6 separate regions of the Homo sapiens genome follow, and all the other regions are linked to region 4. A link is a contact called in ENCODE Hi-C or POLR2A ChIA-PET data. All regions are on one chromosome and are shown on one strand. The core of a region is the stretch at or near the end of the contact, and the rest is flanking DNA. Distances in the headings are between cores, read along the strand shown.

Region 1 (2,885 bases), core at 128-2,627, 300 kb after region 4:
TATCTCCAGTGCCTAGTACAACAAGTTTGTTGAGCAAATAAATGGGTGGAATAGATCAGGAAAGAATAACAGCTGCATTATTAGAAAACTTACCGTAAACAGACATGATTGCTAGTGCCATGCCAAGCCATATTGGGACCTCAGGCAAAAGGAAAAGTCAGAAAGGCTGGTTCTGCCTTTATTTACATTTTTGATATTTTGTTCATTGTGGATTTTGGCATACATTTTGATTTCTTAAAACATTGCATCGATTTTTTTTTGAGACAGGGTCTTGCTCTGTCACCTAGGCTGGAGTGCAGTGGTGCAATCATAACTCACTGCAGCTTCGACCTCCTGGCCTCAAGTGATCCTCTCACCTCAGCCTCCCAAGTAGCTGAGACCACAGGTGCCATTCTCTCTCTCTCTCTCTCTCTCTCTCTCTGTTTCTCTCTTTCTCTCTCCCTCTCTCCCTCTTTCTCTCTCAGAAACGGGGTCTCACTATGTTGCCCAGGCTCATCTTGAAATCCTGGCCTCAAGTGATCCTCCCACCTTGGCCTCCCAAAGTGCTCAGATTACAAGCATGAGCCATTGCACCTGGCCTGAAATATTATTTACCTTGATTATTGAGTTTTTTGGTGCCCCTTTAAGTTTTGCACCTGAGGCTGGTGCCTCACCCAACTCACATTAGCCCCTGCCCTGATTATTTCTAACATGCAATCCACACCATATCATTAGTTCCTCAGCAAATACTCTACTATTATCACTACTTCACAGTTGCAAAAACTGAGGCACAACTGTGCCCAATGTCCCAAAGGAAGGAGAAGAAAAATCTGAACTTGAACCCCAGTTTCTTCGTTTTTTGGTTCAGAGCCTGCCCAGTATAGCACTACAATAAGCTGAATTTTATAAATTGGGTTTTGAGTTAAGGAATCAAAAGCTTCAGGCTTAAGTCCCACCTCTGCCCCAGAGTCTTCTGAGCCCTCCATTTTCACAGACGTCAGTTGCCCTAGGTGGAACTGGACTTTAATATTCTCCACATCCCTTATTTTTTCCCAAAACAGTTTACCAGCTTTTTCTTTCCTGAACCAGGAGCAATAGCAAAAATTGGGAATGGGAAGAAACAGGTACCAGCCAGGACACCTGAACGAACTTGGAGCTCAGGAACCCAGGAGGGGATTGGAGAGAGTGGGGAGACTCCATGGTCCACAATGAATGCTCCTTCCCCATCCGAAAAAATCCCCTAGCCCAGTTTTTGGGCAGATGCCAGACTTTTATTCTGAAGCGTGGGCCACAACCTATGAGGTAATCTTTGGAGCTTCATTCTGAGGCGGAATCCCATTGGCCAGTTGGGGAAGCCCCTCCCAGGATTCCTGGCGCTCCGCCTTCCCTGAAGCCTATAAAAGCGCAGGTCCCCGCCTCGGCAGCCACGGGACACCTGCATCTGCCAACAAGACTGGAAGCAGGTGAGGCACACAGAGGGGGAGGCCCGCAGCTGCGTGGGAGGAGGGGTGGTCTGAGGGACGTGGGATGCCGGGAATGAGGCTGGTTTGCAGGTTGGCGCATGGACATTTTCCCAGAAAGGGACAGAGACGGCGAAGTTTGACGGTCTGGAAAGCAGAGACCAGCAGGGCTGACTGCTTGGGAGGTAAGTTCTGGGGACATGGTACAGGGTGAGGAGCAGGTATCAGTGCTAGTTGCGACCCCTCTGTGTCTCCCCCCCGCCACCCCATTGCCATTCTGAAGCTCCCCAGGAAGAAGCTAGGAGGGGAAATAAATTGAGTGGGGGTGGGGTTTCCCAAGAATCGGAGGAACCGAGAACGAAGAGGGGTGGGGGAACGGGGAAAGAGAGAGGAAAATCAAGTTTTCTTCAGCACGAGGGACAGCTCTCCACCGACCGAAGGAGGAGAATGCTATTTATTTCAGCACCAAATATCCGGACAGCGCCTCTCGGGAGGTCCGAGAAGAGAACCGCGATCTGTTTCAGCACCGGGGCTCAGGACAGTTCCCAGCGGGCTCCGTTTCGTCTCCAGAACCCTGGACAGCTCCTCCAGGTAACGGGAGAGCCCTTTGACCCTGATTTTGCAGGGGGAGGACGAGAGAGGGTGGTCTGAGGTGCCTGGCATTTCTGGAGACCTGCACCTCATGTAATGGATTTTTAAACAAAGTATTTTCCAGATAAGCACACACAGAAGTCTGCAATTTTCTTTTTTTTTCGAGACGGAGTCTTGCTCTGTCGCCCAGGCTGGAGTGCAGTGGCACGATCTCGGCTCACTGCAACCTCTGCCTCCTGGGTTCAAGGGATTCTCCTGCCTCAGCCTCCCGAGTATCTGGGATTACAGGCACATGCCACCACTCCCGGCTAATTTTTGTATTCTTAGTAGAGACGGGGTTTCACCATGTTGGCCAGGCTGGTCTCAAACTCTTGACCTCTTCATCCGTCCACCTCAGCCTCCCAAAGTGCTAGGATTACAGGCGTGAGTCACTGCGCCTGGCCCAAGTCCGGAATTTTCAACAGGTAAGATACCTCACTGGGGTAACAGCTGCCTGCTAAGATGACATTATGGTGTCTCTTCCAGACTTCGGTGAGAAACCTTGTGCCAAGCATTTTACATACATCATATCATGCCATCTTCAACCCTAGGACATGGGTGTTACTGTGCCCATGTGACATTTGGGGAACCCAAGGCCCTGAGAAAGGCAGAAAAATAACCCACGCAGGGACTCTCAGCCCACAAGTGAAGCTGTAAGTCAACCCCACCAGTCCAACTCCAAATCCCATGTCTCTGACGTGCCTGGGTGGGAGGTGGGCCCTTGGAGATCAGACCCTGCTTCTCTCCAGGAGAACCGGGAATGGAAAACAGGGAGGCAGCACAGAGGCAGGAAACTCAGGTGTCATAGCTTGGCTC
Region 2 (3,240 bases), core at 131-2,630, 440 kb after region 4:
TGGATCACCCAGGAGACGCTCCCCAACTCAAAATCATTAACTGAATCACACCTGCAAAGTTGCAAAGTCCTTTTAGCTGTGTAAGGCACTGTATTCACAGATCCTGGGGGCGAGGACGTGGGGGTCTAGAGACGCATATCTTCGGGGGCCATGATCTGTCTCCTATATTAGGGACATAGCAGAAGTCCCACTGACCAGATAGAGGAGACTTAATAGAGTGACGAAGAAACTGTAAAAAGCTAAGTGGGAACTCAACATTTTTCTGCTCACAGCTCTCAAGGGAAAGACCAAAGTCCTCCCCGGTGGCCTTCAAGGTATTATATATCACCCCTCTGACCTCAACTCCCCCTCCCCTTTGCTCAGTGGGCCCCAACCACACCAGCCCCTTCCTGCTCCCTGGACACCTCTAAGCCTTTTCCGGCCTCTGGGTTTGACTTTCCCTCCTAGACCCATCTGTCCTTGGAGTCTCATCTCCGATTCCAGCTCAAATGTCATCTTCTCTGAGAGGCCCACCGCAGTGGCCCCAGTGAGAGAGTATCCTCTCTCCCCGCCTCCCACCACATGGCTGCTGGTCACTCTCCTATAAGGAATCATCTGAAATTATCTGCTTTAGTTATTCATTTCTTGCCTGTCTCCCCCAGATAGGAATTTTCCCTCCCTGAGACCACCAACTGGGTCTGCCATGTACACCGCTGGGTTCTGCAGCTCTGAGCAACCTGTCCGGCTGCTTTGTAGGTGCCCAGCACAGGTCACTCCTGTGCCCGCCAGGACTGGTCAGAGTGGAACAGACAGGGCGGAGGGGGCAGGGCAGCCCTGCCCGCCTGGACAGCCTGGAGAAGGCGGGAAAACGAGGCGGGAAAAGACAGCAAACAAGCCCTGCGGGTGGGTAGAGTGGGGAGCCCTGGCAGGCCCTGACGCCAGGCAGTGGGGCTTGGGGCGATCGGGCGAGCCATCAGGGTGCAGGTGGTCTCCTAGGGGCCCCCCACATTCCCTCGCAGTATTTACACATTGATTCCGGCCTTCTTAGACCTACTGGTCAATGCGTGCGAGTGGGGGGCTGCGAACGGACTTGGACTTAAGAGTTCAGGGGGTCTGTACCCTGGGGGTCCCCAAGGCTCCTGGGGTGTCCACGTGCGGGGGGTGACCAGGCCCTGCCACGCAGCCCCTTTGCACGCTGGGCGCGCCCAGCAGAGCGCGCAGGGCTGGGCGGAGCCGTGGCCCACTAGGCGGAGGCGCCGTGGACAGAGGCGGGGGCGCCCCCCACCCTCTTTCTCGCTTCCCGCCACTGCGTCGGCCAATCAGGAGGCAGGCGCCCGCCCCCGGCACGGCCTCCTGCGGCCCCGCAACTCCCAAATGCCGAGTTTTCGCGGGAAAAAAATCAGAGCAGCTGGCAGCGCGGCGGGCAGCGTTTGCCGAGCGGGCGCTCCGGGTCGCACGCAAGTCCGCGCGGGGTCCGGGCCACGCACGCGGTTTCATCGCCATCCCCAGCCGGGCCACGCGCGCAGGCAGACAAGCTGTTCGCGGCGACCGGAGAGGTGAGCGGGCGGGCCGGGTCGGGGTGCCAGCCCGGGCCGGGCGCACGGGGCTCGGGAACTTTGCAAAACTTTCCCGCGCGGCCAGCCCGGGCGCACGCATGTCCCGCACTCTGTCCCGGGATCCAGGGCCTCCCCTTCCACCTAACCCTCGGGAATCGTTCCCCGGCACACATCCGGCTGGAGCCGGGACCAGCGCTGCGTCCCCGGAGCCCGGCGGGGGGTCGAGCGCGCCGGGTGGGGGAGGGCCTGGCGAGCCGCCGGGGAGGATGTCAGGCTCCGCGCCTGCGCGCGGGGCGCCCCGCGATTCAATTGTCGCGCCCGAGCCCGATTTCGCGCGCCCTGAGTTCCCCGGGAGCATCTGGGCCAATGGGGAGCGAGCGGGGCGGGGCGGCCGGGTGCTGCGGAGCCAATAAGAGGCGGCTCAAGTGAAGGGGGGCGGGACTTGACGAGCGGGGGCCCCCTCTGTAGTCCCGGCGGCGGGGGTGGGCGTGGGCTCGCTGGCGCGACCCGCGCGGGCCAGTGGGAGTGCGGGAGGGACGCCGAGGGTCCAGGGTTTGGAGGGGCGCGAGCTGCCGGGGGTTGGAGGTCGAGGTGAGTCGCGGGGCGCGCGCGCTCGCGGGTGGCCGGGACGGGGCGGCCGGTTACCATGGCCACCGCGGGGCGGGCCCGGTCGCGCACGCGCGCGGGGGGGGCCGGCAAGGAGGGGGGGCGTGGGCACCGAGGGGTCCCGGGGTCCGCGGATCTCGGGTGGGGTTTTTCCCTCTCAGTGGCACTTGGTTGAGTTCCCCCGGGACTTCTGAAGTTCCGGCCCGCGCTGGACTTCTGGGATTCCCTCTTCCGTAAATAGGAATCCGAGGAATGAATGAATCAATGAATGAATGAATAAACGAACCAACTCGGCCACTTGGCCCGGGCCTCCTTTCTCCTCTGGTCGTGGGGAAGGAGGGATGGGTTGGACCTTCTGCTTTTCTTTCAATTCCCTCTTTTCATTCTCCTTCCTCCTCAATCTTCAACACTTGGCTAGTCGTTAATGCCTTAAGTGCTTAATTTGTTGTGTCTGGTCCTGGCCAGGGTCTGGCTGTACAGGAGGACTGGAAGGGCATCCTGGGAGTTTCCTGGTGTCCACAGGCCGGACAAAAGCAACCCCGACTCCTTAGAGCATGGCATGGCTCAGAGGTGCTGGTAAAACTGATGGGGGTTTTTGCTGTCCCTCCCCTCAGCGCCGACACCATGTGGATCCAGGTTCGGACCATGGACGGGAGGCAGACCCACACGGTGGACTCGCTGTCCAGGCTGACCAAGGTGGAGGAGCTGAGGCGGAAGATCCAGGAGCTGTTCCACGTGGAGCCAGGCCTGCAGAGGCTGTTCTACAGGGGCAAACAGGTACACCCGCCGCCAGCACCTTTGTTCTATGCCTGGTCCAGGCCTCGCGCCTCTGCAGCCACCAGCCGATACTTTCTCCCTCCCACCTCCCCCCCCAACAACCTCGTCCGGTCCCACTTCATCTCTCCCGGAAGGAGAAGTCCACAGAAACCTCAAATGCCTGCGAGAGGAAGGAACAAAGGGAGGACTCACAGATTGACACGCTGGGCTGGCGGCTGGCCCTCGAATCTATAGGGTCTGGGCTTTTAAACTTCTTTTTTCAAAGCTCCGCCTCAAAATAATGGCTAGAGAAAGAAGTTTTGGAGGTGGCCGATGGAAGGCT
Region 3 (3,045 bases), core at 487-2,986, 400 kb after region 4:
GCCAGGATCGTCTCGATCTCCTGACCTCATGATCCGCCCGCCTCGGCCTCCGAAAATGCTGGGATTACAGGCGTGAGCCACCATGCCCGGCCTTTTTTTTTTTTTGAGACAGAGTCTTGCTCTGTCGCCCAGGCTGGAATGCAGTGGCGTGATCTCAGTTCAGTGTAACCTCCATCTCCCAGGTTCAAGCGATTCTCCTGCCTCAGCCTCCAGAGTATCTGGGAATACAGGTGCCCGCCACCACGTCCGGCTAATTTTTATATTTTTAGTAGAGGTGGGGTTTCACCATGTTGGCCAGGCTGTTCTCCAACTCCTGACCTCAAATGATCCGCCCACCTCAGCCTCCCAAAGTGCTGGGATTATAGGCGTGAGTCATCCTGCCCAGCCCAGAATGGGTTCTAATCCCAGCTTGGCAACTCACTAGGAATAGGAGTTTGGGAAGGCAGCATCCCCTAGGAGTCTTGCTTGCCACATCTGTGAAATGTGTATAAGTGTTTCACAAGAGCCTGGAGTCCCTGTGGACTGGAGGAGACGCTGCTCCGGGGAAGCTCAGATCCGTGCCCGGCACATAGTAAGTGCTCCATAAACTATCTCACCGCACTCTGGCTTCCACGGACAAAGGGGTAAAGCCAGCCAGGAACCAGCTTCCTGCTAGGTACAAAAGTCCCCCAACTGGGAAGTCAGGTGAGAAGACATACCTACCTCCCAGTGATCATTGCCTAAATCTGTGCTTCTCCTCACCTCCTTTGGAGCCTGAGCTCACCTGGGCAGGGGGCCAGGTAGGCAGGCATCAAACTCCTGGCCTCGACCGATTCTCAAGTCCCACTTAGGACTCAGGCAGCTTCCTCCCGTCCCCTCTGTCCACCATGACTTCCTGGAACTGGTTTAAGCAAGGGTGGCCATGGCAGATGTCAACACCCTATGAAACCCCTGGGGGTCAGTGACCTGCCTTGCCGCTGGCTCCAGAAGGGGAGCTCCAGGCCAGACCCAGCCATCCAGCAACTTCAGAGCATGCTAAGACTGGACTTCCAAAATTCCAAGGGCCCCAGGTCCCACTGCCAGGCCTAGCCGGGACAAGAACCCCAAAGCAGTTAACGGATAGGCCTTCCTACTTTTAAGCCACCTCGTCGCCACGCCCACCCGAGGGAAGTGGGCAGGCTTTGCCCAAGACCTCCCCAGAATCAGTTGGGGGCGCCAGGAGCTGGGGCAACCCCCACCCCCACCCGTGGCAAAACCATCTGTAGGGGAGGGGGCTTTGCGGTGGCGGGGGGTGTCTCTGAAAACCCCAGAAGGGAGGGCGGAGATTCTGCCCGCAGGAGGAAACTTGCCTGCAAATGGCGTTTCCAAAAGCAAACTGTTCAAAATTTAGAGAAAACCTGGTGGGCGGGGGGCGGTATTTAGCCCACCCCCTTCAATATCACCCCTTCTACGGGGCTCTTTCGCCCCTCAAAAGTCCCAGGAAGTGAGAAGAGGGTTTCAAAGTCTGAGCTTCGTTGCAGAAGTTGGATTTTTCTGGGGGGAGGGGTGACCAGCCTGGGCTGAAGACCCCTCCCCAGGCCGCAGAGTCCAGCAAATCCCACCCCGAGAAAGGCCCTCCCCGACCCCTCCGGCCCCTGGGGTGCCCCAGGACTCCATGGACACCGCCCCCCAGCTCAACTGAGACGCCCCCGCCACTCACCGCGGTCAACCGGACGTCCCAGGAACAGCTGCCGCGACTTCAAAACCAGCTTGGAAACCGTCCGGGCCGAGGCGGGGGTGGCTTTTACTGCGTGGTAGGTTGGGGGCGCACTGGAGTGACGGGCGAGGGGACCAATCAGGTTGAGGGATTGCCCGCGCCAGGCCCGCCCCTCTCCTCCCTGCCCCGCCTCCACTAGGCCCCGCCCCTCGCCAAGTCATGAAGTCCGGGAAGGACTCCACGCCCTGCCCCTGAAGGGGAGGGAGCACTCTTGGACCACGCCTGTCCCAGCCACGGGACCCCCGCTCCGCAGCTGGGGACCCTGTGAAGTTGGCCCTGGGAGGTGAGTGCGATCGGGGGCGCCGCACAGGTGCTGGGATTCCCCAGGTCGCCCATTTCCCCTATGGCCAAACTGAGGCTGCGAGAACCCTGGGAGAGTTGCAGGGTGACCCTCGCCAGCGCGTCAGGGGCCACGCCCTCCACCATGGGCTCCGACTCAGCTATATGTACACACACACACACACACACACACACACACTTTTTTTTTTTTTTTGAGACACAGTCTCGCTCTGTCGCTAAGGCTGGAGTGCAGTGACGCGACCTTGGCTCACTGCAGCCTCCACCTCCTGGATTCAAGCGATTCTCCTGCCTCAGCCTCCTGAGTAGCTGGGATTACAGACACGTGCCACCACGCCCGGCTAATTTTTTGTATTTTTAGCAGAGACGGGGTTTCACCATGTTGGTCTTGAACTCCTGACCTCAAGTGATCTGCCCGCTTGGGCCTCCCAAATTGCTGGGATCACAGGTATGAGCCACCGCACCCGGCCCAACCCAGCTATATGAGTGACTTGAACCACCACGGGAACTTGTCCAGCCTCCGGCCTGATCTGCCCAACATCAGACCACTTCATCCTCCCAGCACTGTATTGTCTTTTTAATCATCCCTATTTTGCAGAGAAGGAAACTGAGGCCTGGAGAGGGTCAGCCAGGGGCAATGGAGGGGTCAGGCTCCAGGCTCTGTGACTGCTGGATCAACCTTTTCCTGAAGCTGCCCCCACTTGGATTTTACCCCGCCCCTCTCCACCTCCCAAATTATTTATCCTCTTGGTCTATAAACCAAGGTCTCAATCTCAGATGGTCCAGGGAGGAGGTGAATATTTCTGCTGAGGAGGTGGCAGTGATGCCCTGCTTAGAGGGGCAGGGGAGAGCAGTGCCCTATGGGAGACCCACCTGGAGAGTCACAGATCCACAGGAAGTTCAAGCTGTAGACATGTCCTGCCTGTTAGGGAACAATTGGACCAAATGAAACCCAACTGGGGCTTTGTCCAGCCCAGGGGCCACCAGTTTGCCACCTCTGCCAAATTATTTGA
Region 4 (3,196 bases), core at 638-3,137:
TGTTTTTGCTCTTCCCTCTGCTCCTCATGCCCTCCCAGGGCTCGCCTCACTATCATGTCCAACTTCTATTCATTCTCCCAGTGTCTGGTTAAACTCACTTCATCCAGTAACCCTCTGTGATCCCCCAGGAGAGAAGAAGTCGTCTCCATTATTCAGCTTTTTTTCCTCAAGCACCCTGGTTCATTTTAGTTCTTACCATGGATCCTAATTACAAAAAACAAAACAAAACACAGCAACATCAACAAATTTTAAAACTTAACATTTCTTGGCCCTGTTATACTTGATTCCTGGAAGGTAGAGTTTTGTTTTTTGTTTTTGTTTTTTTTTTGAGACAGAGTCTCGCGCTGTCGCCCAGGCTGGAGTGCAGTGGCACGATCTCGGCTCACTGCAAGCTCCGCCTCCCGGGGTCAGGCCATTCTCCTGCCTCAGCCTCCCTAGTAGCTGGGACTACAGGCGCCTGCCACCACGCCTAGCTATTTTTTTTGTATTTTTAGTCGAGACGGGGTTTCACTATGTTAGCCAGGATGGTCTCGATCTCCTGACCTCGTGATCCACCCACCTCGGCCTCCCAAAGTGCTGGGATTACAGGCGTGAGCCACCACGCCCTGCCGGAAGGTAGAGTTATAGCTTTTTTTTTTCTGCTCTGTCACCCAGTCTGGAGTGCAGTGGCGCGATCTCGGCTTACTGCAACCCCCCGCTCCTGGGTTCGAGTGATTCTCCTGCCTCAGCTTCCTGAGTAGCTGGTATAGGTGCGTGCCACCACGCCCAGCTAATTTTTGTATTTTTAGTAGAGACGGGGTTTCACCATGTTGGCCAGGCTTGGTCTCAAACTCCTGACCTCGTGATCCGCCCGCTTCGTCCTCTCAAAGTGCCGGGGTTACAGCCGTGAGCCATCGCGTCCGGCCGAGTTATAGCTTCTAATACTTCCTGTATTTCCTGTTGCCGGGCTCAGTCTAGAGCAGGGTCCTCACAATCATTATGGGCCCCATCTTCCAAGTGCAGAGAGCGAAGCCCAGGACAATCAAGTGACTCGGCCCCACGGTATTCAGTACATTTTTCTTGAATGAATGAATAGGTCTGTGTGGCGTTTTGGGGCCCTGGCATATAGTAGGTACTCAGTTAAGTTTTTAACTAAGTGAAGAAATAACTATTTTGTGCATTTTGTGGCTGTTTATACTAAGAGCTCCCCCGGAGCCTGCCCCTTCCTCTAAGTCCCGCCTCCTCGAGCTGGCAATCGCCCGTCCCTGTTTTATGTTGTATCGCTCTTCTTTCGATAGCCAATGGCCGACGTTCCCGCTGAAGCCCCGCCTCTTGTGATGGCCAATGCCTGCTCCCTACCTTGAGGCGCTTCTCTTGTGGTATCCAATGGCTTGCATATCTACTTTAAGCCTCTCCTCCTGAGCGGGAGAGGCTGTCAATGACCCGCCCATTGCGTTAAGTGATTGGCCTTCTTTTCTGCGGTATCCAATGTTCTGCCCTCCTTATATCCCCTTCTCTTGTGGAGGTCTATGTCCTGCCTCTTTCCCTTAAGCTCCACCCCTTCACTCCCTTAGAGCGTCTGTTCGTCTCCTCCCACCTTTCCCTTTCACCTCCCATAACCTCCCATTAGAGTCTCTGGGTTACGCCCCTTGGGTCTGTCCGTTATCCAATCCCGTTAACTGCTGTGCTCCAACCTCTGTTCTTATTGGTCGCCTCCCTTCTCTGTCCCCTGCACGTGGTCCTGATCGACGGCTTTGCCGGCCCGTGACGGCCGGAGGGCTGAACTTCCGTTGGCGCAACGCCCAATAAGCGCGCGTCGGCAGGCTGCCCAGACAGCCTCCCCCGCCCCCTCGGCGTCCCGCTCCCGCCCCCGGCTTCGCCTCCCGCTGCCGCCGCCGCCGCCGCCGCAGCCGCTACCGCCGCTGCAGCCGCTTTCCGCGGCCTGGGCCTCTCGCCGTCAGCATGCCACACGCCTTCAAGCCCGGGGACTTGGTGTTCGCTAAGATGAAGGGCTACCCTCACTGGCCTGCCAGGGTGAGGCCGCGCGGGAGATGGGGCCGGTGGGGGGGGGGGGGGGGGCAGCGGGGGCCCCGGGCCGGAGGCGGGCACTGGAGGGCCGGGGTTGTCCTGGGCCTGAAGGAGCTGCGCCCCGGGGGTCTGGGGTTCATGGGGTCTGGGGGTGTCCGAGACCCGCAGCGGCCCCGCCCTGGGGGTCTGGGGGTCCTGGGCCGCAGGGAGCTGCGCCCTAGGGGTCTGGGGTTGTCCGGGGCCTGCCGGAGCCGCGCCCCGGGGTCTAGGGATCCTGGGCCTCAGGGAGCCCCGCCCTCGGGGCCTGGGGGTCCTGGGCTGCAGGGAGCCGCGTTCTTGTGGTCTGGTGGTGTTCGGATCCTGCAGGACCCGCCGTCTGGGCCTGCAGGAGCCCCTCCCGGGGTCTGGGGGTCCTCGGCCTCAGGGAGCTGCGTCCTGGGGTTCTGGGGGTGTCCAAGCCCTGCAGGAGCCGCGCCCCGGGGTCTGGGGGCCCTGGGCCTCAGGGGGCCGCGCCTAGGGGTTCTGAGGGTGTCTGCGGCCTGAGAGACTCTCGCCCTTGGTGTATGAGGGTTTTGGGGCTCAGAGAGTCGCTCCCTGGGAGTCTGGGGGTATCCTGGGCCCGAGGGAGTCGCACCTTGGGGGTTTGGGGGTGTTTGGGGCCTGAAAGAGCCGCGCGCCGACGGTCTGGGGGTCCCGGGCCCGAGGAAGCGGTGCCCTGGGGGTCTGGGGCCTGATAAATTCTCACTCTGGGGGAATGGCGGTCCTGGACCTGAGGGAGCTGCGCCGTGGGGATCTGGGGGGTGTCCAGGGCCTGAAGGAGCTGCGGCGCCAATGGTCTGGGGGTCCTGGGCCTGAGGAAGCTGCGCTCTGGGGGTCTGGGGCTTCTGTGCCTGAGGGAGCTGCACCATGGGGATCTGGGGTTGCCCTGGCCCAGAGGGAGCCACGCCTCGTGTGTCTGGGGGTGTCCAGGGTGCCTCAGGGAGCCGTGCGCAGGGTGTCTGGGAGGGTCTGGGACCTGAGGGACCCTCACCTGAGGGCCTGGGGATCCCAGGCCTGAGGGCTCAAGGTTCAAGTTTGAGCAGAACTGCGGAACTTGAGATTTGGGGTCAGATATGGGGGCTGAAGCACTCCCTTGTGGGTCCTGGAGAAGCCCAGTTTTGAGGGGCTGGGGGGCCGAGGGCCATGTGCT
Region 5 (2,795 bases), core at 160-2,659, 410 kb before region 4:
GGCTGGGCTGGCTCCCTCCGAGGGGCCGGGAGGCGGCAGTGAGCCTGGCCCCGCGCCACCCCCCGCCGCCGGCGGCCAATCCCCACCCGGGCTGGGGGGAGGGCGATGCAAATTACCCCGGATCTGGGTCCGCCCGCCCGCCTCCCCCACGCCCGGGCCCGGCCTGCGCTAGGCCGCGCATCCCCGGGCTCGCCTGCACCGCGCGGCCGCCCGGGCCGCCGCCCTCCCCGGGGAGCGCGGGGAGGGTGACCCCCCCCCCACGGGCGGGGGGCCGAGGGGAGGGGGGCTGGGGACGGTTACACAACCAGGCGGGGAGGGGCCCCGGGGCGGGGAGGGGGCCGGCCCGCGGGCCGCGCAGCCGGAAGCCGGGACCGCCACCGGCCCCCGGCGAGGGGAGCCCGGCTCCAGGCCCCGCCCCCTGGCGGGCTGGCCCCGCCCCCGCGCCGCGCCGCGCGATCGGCCCGCGCCCATTGGCTCTCCGGCCCGCCGCTCACCGCCCCTCCTCCGCACCGCCCCTACCCGCAGGCCGCGGCGGGCTGTCGGCGCGGGGCACCCTGGGACTTGTAGTCCAAGCCGCTTGCCACCTGCCGGCTGCAAACGGCGGAGGGACTACGAAGCCCAGAGGTCCCTGCGGCCCTGCCCGCCCACCCGGACACCCCACCCCTTCCCCCTCCTTTCCGAAGCCCCCCTCCCTGTTTTTTCAGCCCCCTCCCCCCCATCCCCCATGGAGCTCAATCCTGGCCAACTCCAACGTATGCACGCAGCACCGAATAGGCCCCCGGGGGGCGAGAGCGCCCCTCGTCTTCAGCTGGAAACTTAGCAGGCGACGCGCCCCCCTATCTCCCCACGCCGGCTCCCCCCACCCTCAATGCAGCCCTGCTTCCCCTCCCCCGCTCCCCGCGCGCCTGGGAGCCCCGAAAAGCCATGCACCCGGGTTGGGGGGGGCTGGCGCACAAGCTCATGCACTTAGCCCCCAATCCCCCCTTCCCGGGCGGCGCCCCCTCCCCGCGCTCGGGATCCAGGGCGCCTCCAGCCTCCGGGCAGCTGCCAACCACCCCTTCCTCTGAAACTTGGGGGAACGTCCCCGGCTCCCCGGATCTCCCCTTCCCGAGGGGGCAGCGGTGGCCGCAGCGACCCCCGCCCGTCCCCGCCCTGCACCCCGTGCCGGGGGCCGCGCCGGGCGCTGACTTACCTCGCGGGGCCGGGCCGGGGCGCGCGGGGCCGGGGCCCGAAGTTGGGACTGGGCTCCCTCGGCCGCTCGCCTCCGGGGTCCGCGGCGCTCGCTCTGCCCGCGTCGCGCTGCCCTGGTCGCTCCCTCGCGCGGCGGCGGCGGCGTCACTGCCCCTACAGTAACTGTACAGTACAGCCAAAGCCCCGTATGATGCTCGCGACTCCCTTCCTGGTTTCTCCGAGGGCAAGAGGGGTCCTCCCTTGTCTTAAAGGTGCCGCAGCCGCCGGCCCCCCCACGCCCAGCCCGCCCCCCCCAGCCTGGCCTCGGAGGCCAGAACAGGCTCGGCAGGTCCCCTCTTGCCACGTCTCTGCCCTCCCGTGGGGCTTCGCCCGCTGCGCCGGGGAGACCGGGCTGTTATTAGGTTTTGTCAAGTCGGGGGGGGGGGTCCGGCCCGCCCCGGCGCGCCCCCCCGCCTCTGACCTCTCCGCCCCGCCGCGCGGCGCCGTGCCAGCTTGCCAGCTTATCTGGCCCCAGAGCTCCCCGGGGCGCGGGGGGAGCGGGCCCCCCGGGGTGGAGGGGGGGTGGGGGCCTCCAGATAAACAGGCCCCCAGCCTCTGCGCAGGGGCGGGGTGCGGGGGGGCGCGGGCTGTGCCCCCGACGCCCGGGGCGTGGCAGGATGGCAGCGGGGGCGGGGAGCGCGGTGCGCACAGCGAGGAGCGACGCGGGCGTGTGGGTCGCGCGGCCTGGGCTGCCGGGGGTGGGTTGGGGGTGAGGCGGTGGGGATCCCCCCGCAAGGCCAGGCCCTGGGCCTCCCCGGGCCTCAGTGGGACTTGCCGCGCCAGGGACCCCGGGGGGTGGCCTTGCCAAGGACAGCCCGGGTCCGCGGGGCTCCCGGGTCCCTAAATGAAACCACCAACCTGCCCTCCCGCGATTATATAAAGGAGTCGCCTCCACCCCGCTGCGCTAGGGGCGTCAGCGGGGGAAGGGGTTGGCGAGGGGCGGGGAGGGCGGTTGTTTTCCCGGCTTCGCGAGTTCCCCCACCCGGCTGCGGGCCGCGGGGCGGGACGGGGACCGGGCCCTGGACGCCTGGTCCGCGCGGGCCGCTCCTTGGCACAAGGGGGTCTGCATGGCTCGCGAGGGGCGGAGGTGGGGAGTGGGGAGGCGTTGGTTCAGCGCGACTTTTTTTTTTCCCCTGTCCGTTTCTCCCACTTCCTCCCCGGTCGTGGGAGAGGTCCGGCGGGGGACAGGGAAGGGGGAGCAGGGCACGAGTGGTGAGAACGTCCTGGCCCGGCCCGGGGAGGGCTGGCTGGTGCGACCGCGCGCCTGGGGGGGGGGGGGAGGGCTCCAGGACTCAGTTTCCCCTTCCTCATTCCTCCAGACAGAGAGAGTACTGACAGCTGCTTTAGCTGCCGTTTAGTGAGCGCTTATCCAGTGGGTGACCCTGTTCCGGGGCTCACTGTGCCTTCATTCTAACACCTAATCCCAGGGTCATTATTATGTTTTATTATTATCTGGCATTCTTAGTACCAACACCACCTGACAGCGGGAACCACCACCGGCCTGGGTGTAGTGTACCCAGCCTGTCCTCTGACTTCAAAGCCTCTCCTGCGAGAGACACAGTTTA
Region 6 (3,129 bases), core at 437-2,936, 320 kb after region 4:
ATGTTTGTCACACCTGTTCTCTTTATTTATTTTTATTTATTTATCTTAGAGACAGGGTCTCCCTCTGTCACCCAGGCTGAAGTACAATGGTGCAATCACGGCTCACTGCAGCCTTGACCTCCTAGGTTCAAGCGATCCTCCCACTTCAGCCTCCCGAGTAGCTGAGACAACAGGTGCACGCTACCACGCCCGGCTAATTTTTCTATTTTTGTAGAGATGTGCTATGTTTCCCAGGCTGGTCTCGAATTCCTGGGTTCAAGCAATCCTCCCACCTCAGCCTCCCAAAGTGCTGAGATTACAGGTGTGAGTCACCTTGCCCGGCCAAACCTGTCCTCTTTATTAAAAATGCATTTTATTGTATATATATTACACCTCGAATAAACTTTAAAAATAAAGAATTCGGGTCACCAAAGATTTCTTTTTCATAATATAATTCATTGTTGTCAAAAAATGCCAGGGAATGGATCACCTTACAACTGCTAGAATAGCTATCATCAAAAAGACGAAAGGTAACAAACGTTGGCAAGGATTTGAAGAGAACACTTATACACTACTGATGGTAATTTTAATTAGTATAGCCATTATAGAAAATGGTATGGAAGTTCCAAAGAAAAATTTAAAAATAAAACTACCAGGTGATCCAGGAATCCCACTTCTGGGTCTTTATCCAAAGGAATTGAAGTCAGCACGTCAGGCCGGGCATAGTGGCTCACGCCTGTAATTCTAGCACTTTGGGAGGCTGAGGCGGGCGGATCTCCCAAGGTCAGGAGTTCGAGACCATCCTGGCCAACATGGCGAAACCCGTCTCTACCAAAAATACAAAAATTAGCCGGGCGTGGTGGTGGATGTCTGTAGTCCCAGCTACTCGGGAGGCTGAGGCACGAGAATCACTTGAACCCGGGAGGCAGAGGTTGCAGTGAGCCGAGATTGCGGCATTGCCCTCCAGCCTAGGCAACAAGAGCGAGACGCTGTCTCAAAAACAAAAACCAAAACCAAAAAACCCCACAAAGTTATTGAAAGAAATAAATAAAAATAAATACGTAAATAAAAGAAGGAAATTCTGACACATACTAGAATATACATAAATGTATGTAAATGAATAAATGAATATATGAATGTGAGAATAAGAAGTGAGCGCGTCATTTTTTACCGTTCTCCCAGCTCAAAACGTTTTCGCCCCGTCCAGCTTTTCGGCCTCCTCCGGGCGCCCCCTGCCGGTGGGCCGCTTGCCCGTGCTCCAAGCCCAAAACAGACGCGTCCCCTCTAGTCGCTTTTAGCCTTCGGTCTCGGTCCTGATTGGCTCAGAGTCGCTCGTGATCCCTTTTGGGAAATGTAGTCCTTAAGGGTATCGCGCCTGCTTTTTCTATACGCTCTGACGCAGAGATAGCCACGGGAAGTACGTCACCAAATTTCGCCGGTTCCCACAAGCTAGGTCGTGTGACGCTGCATGACGGGAATTGTAGTCCTCAAATTGCTAGCTTCCGATGCCATGCGCTGCGACTGGAACGCCAATTCCCACCATGCCGCGCGCTCACAGCTCTCAGGGGCTGTCCTGTGGCCTTTGGGGAAGTGTAGTCTTGAGCCCCCAAGATTCCTTTTCTGTTCTATGGAGTGGGCCCGCGCAAAGGACTCCATTTCCCGGCGTGCTGCCATCCGTCGGGTCGCGGCAGCCATTTTGTTCCGCCCGAGGAGACCCTAAGATGGCGGCGAGGGGGACGGTGAAGGTTGCCTCCCGCCCGTCCGGGCTCTGATCCTCCGTCTCCCCGTCCCCCGGCGGCCGGCCCATGGCCTGGCGGAGGCCCGAACCATGGACCTCCGCACCGCCGTGTACAACGCCGCCCGTGATGGCAAGCTGCAGCTGCTCCAGAAGCTGCTCAGCGGCCGGAGCCGGGAGGAACTGGACGAGCTGACGGGCGAGGTGGCCGGCGGGGGAACGCCGCTACTCATCGCCGCCCGCTACGGCCACCTGGACGTGGTGGAGTACCTGGTGGACCGGTGCGGCGCGAGCGTGGAGGCCGGTGGCTCGGTGCACTTCGATGGCGAGACCATCGAGGGCGCGCCGCCGCTGTGGGCCGCCTCCGCAGCCGGCCACCTGGACGTGGTGCGGAGCCTGCTGCGCCGCGGGGCCTCGGTGAACCGCACCACGCGCACCAACTCCACGCCTCTCCGCGCCGCCTGCTTCGACGGCCACCTGGAGGTGGTGCGCTACCTGGTCGGCGAGCACCAGGCCGACCTGGAGGTGGCCAACCGGCACGGCCACACGTGCCTCATGATCTCGTGCTACAAGGGCCACCGTGAGATCGCCCGCTACCTGCTGGAGCAGGGCGCCCAGGTGAACCGGCGCAGCGCCAAGGGCAACACGGCCCTGCATGACTGCGCCGAGTCCGGCAGCCTGGAGATCCTGCAGCTGCTGCTGGGGTGCAAGGCCCGCATGGAACGTGACGGCTACGGCATGACCCCGCTGCTCGCGGCCAGCGTGACGGGCCACACCAACATCGTGGAGTACCTCATCCAGGAGCAGCCCGGCCAGGAGCAGGTCGCAGGGGGAGAGGCTCAGCCTGGGCTGCCCCAAGAAGACCCCTCCACCAGCCAGGGGTGTGCGCAGCCTCAGGGGGCTCCGTGCTGCAGCTCCTCCCCAGAGGAACCACTGAACGGGGAATCTTACGAAAGCTGCTGTCCCACCAGCCGGGAAGCTGCCGTGGAAGCCTTGGAATTGCTGGGAGCTACGTATGTGGATAAGAAACGAGATCTGCTTGGGGCCCTTAAACACTGGAGGCGGGCCATGGAGCTGCGTCACCAGGGGGGCGAGTACCTGCCCAAACCGGAGCCCCCACAGCTGGTCCTGGCCTATGACTATTCCAGGGAGGTCAACACCACCGAGGAGCTGGAGGCGCTGATCACCGACCCGGATGAGATGCGCATGCAGGCCCTGTTGATCCGGGAGCGCATCCTCGGTCCCTCGCACCCGGACACTTCCTATTACATCCGTTACAGGGGTGCCGTGTACGCCGACTCGGGCAATTTCGAGCGCTGCATCCGCTTGTGGAAGTACGCCCTGGACATGCAACAGAGCAACCTGGAGCCTCTGAGCCCCATGACCGCCAGCAGCTTCCTCTCCTTCGCGGAACT

Evidence for each region. A loop is a pair of places that touch in the nucleus more often than their neighbours do. ChIA-PET counts read pairs that join two places held with the same protein, here RNA polymerase II (POLR2A). Pooled maps may share reads with other maps.
Region 1: a loop to region 4 is called in a pooled map, with 3 times the contacts of the local background. The contact joins the promoter of MIR7-3HG here to the promoter of HDGFL2 in region 4. A Hi-C loop is called at or near these places in 3 of 50 pooled maps. POLR2A ChIA-PET finds 5 or more read pairs at or near these places in 3 of 52 experiments (SK-N-SH and activated naive CD4-positive, alpha-beta T cell).
Region 2: a map with no recorded cell type shows a loop between it and region 4 (35-fold over the local background). The contact joins the promoter of UHRF1 here to the promoter of HDGFL2 in region 4. A Hi-C loop is called at or near these places in 3 of 37 single-sample maps with no recorded cell type and 8 of 50 pooled maps. POLR2A ChIA-PET finds 5 or more read pairs at or near these places in 2 of 52 experiments (T-cell and activated T-cell).
Region 3: a loop to region 4 is called in a map of B cell, with 12 times the contacts of the local background. The contact joins the promoter of PLIN3 here to the promoter of HDGFL2 in region 4. A Hi-C loop is called at or near these places in 1 of 168 maps with a recorded cell type or tissue (B cell), 2 of 37 single-sample maps with no recorded cell type and 10 of 50 pooled maps.
Region 5: a loop to region 4 is called in a map of naive thymus-derived CD4-positive, alpha-beta T cell, with 26 times the contacts of the local background. The contact joins the promoter of ZBTB7A here to the promoter of HDGFL2 in region 4. A Hi-C loop is called at or near these places in 1 of 168 maps with a recorded cell type or tissue (naive thymus-derived CD4-positive, alpha-beta T cell), 10 of 37 single-sample maps with no recorded cell type and 14 of 50 pooled maps. POLR2A ChIA-PET finds 5 or more read pairs at or near these places in 2 of 52 experiments (HepG2 and activated naive CD4-positive, alpha-beta T cell).
Region 6: a loop to region 4 is called in a map of CD4-positive, alpha-beta T cell, with 2.9 times the contacts of the local background. The contact joins the promoter of FEM1A here to the promoter of HDGFL2 in region 4. A Hi-C loop is called at or near these places in 2 of 168 maps with a recorded cell type or tissue (CD4-positive, alpha-beta T cell and CD4-positive, alpha-beta memory T cell), 9 of 37 single-sample maps with no recorded cell type and 16 of 50 pooled maps. POLR2A ChIA-PET finds 5 or more read pairs at or near these places in 9 of 52 experiments (A673, BJ, CD4-positive, alpha-beta T cell and 6 more).

Annotation. Positions count from the first base shown.
Region 1 is chr19:4,767,728-4,770,612 of GRCh38, forward strand. It overlaps MIR7-3HG (MIR7-3 host gene), which reads left to right and starts at 1,378. Exons shown (of 3, transcript NR_027148.1): 1 at 1,378-1,624; 2 at 1,903-2,030. RefSeq lists a silencer at 1,810-2,104.
Region 2 is chr19:4,908,121-4,911,360 of GRCh38, forward strand. It overlaps UHRF1 (ubiquitin like with PHD and ring finger domains 1), which reads left to right and starts at 1,381. Exons shown (of 17, transcript NM_001048201.3): 1 at 1,381-1,535; 2 at 2,756-2,918. The coding sequence starts at 2,766. It also overlaps a transcript of ARRDC5 not described here. RefSeq lists an enhancer at 414-1,320 and silencers at 1,140-1,219, 1,720-2,239.
Region 3 is chr19:4,865,931-4,868,975 of GRCh38, forward strand. It overlaps PLIN3 (perilipin 3), which reads right to left and starts at 1,737. Exons shown (of 8, transcript NM_005817.5): 1 at 1,679-1,737. RefSeq lists enhancers at 705-1,054, 997-1,497 and a silencer at 1,715-1,894.
Region 4 is chr19:4,470,410-4,473,605 of GRCh38, forward strand. HDGFL2 (HDGF like 2) reads left to right here and starts at 1,888. Exons shown (of 16, transcript NM_001001520.3): 1 at 1,888-2,013. The coding sequence starts at 1,942. RefSeq lists enhancers at 534-703, 964-1,313 and silencers at 1,814-1,993, 2,024-2,083.
Region 5 is chr19:4,065,490-4,068,284 of GRCh38, forward strand. It overlaps ZBTB7A (zinc finger and BTB domain containing 7A), which reads right to left and starts at 1,410. Exons shown (of 3, transcript NM_015898.4): 1 at 1,193-1,410. RefSeq lists silencers at 1-710, 1,191-1,390, 1,401-1,450, 1,491-1,550, 1,761-1,870 and 1 more.
Region 6 is chr19:4,790,048-4,793,176 of GRCh38, forward strand. It overlaps FEM1A (fem-1 homolog A), which reads left to right and starts at 1,687. Exons shown (of 1, transcript NM_018708.3): 1 at 1,687-3,129. The coding sequence starts at 1,808. It overlaps LOC124904620 (a long non-coding RNA gene), which reads right to left and starts at 1,245. Exons shown (of 2, transcript XR_007067103.1): 1 at 1,151-1,245. RefSeq lists enhancers at 1,340-1,997, 1,508-1,777, 1,998-2,654, 2,308-2,367, 2,655-3,129.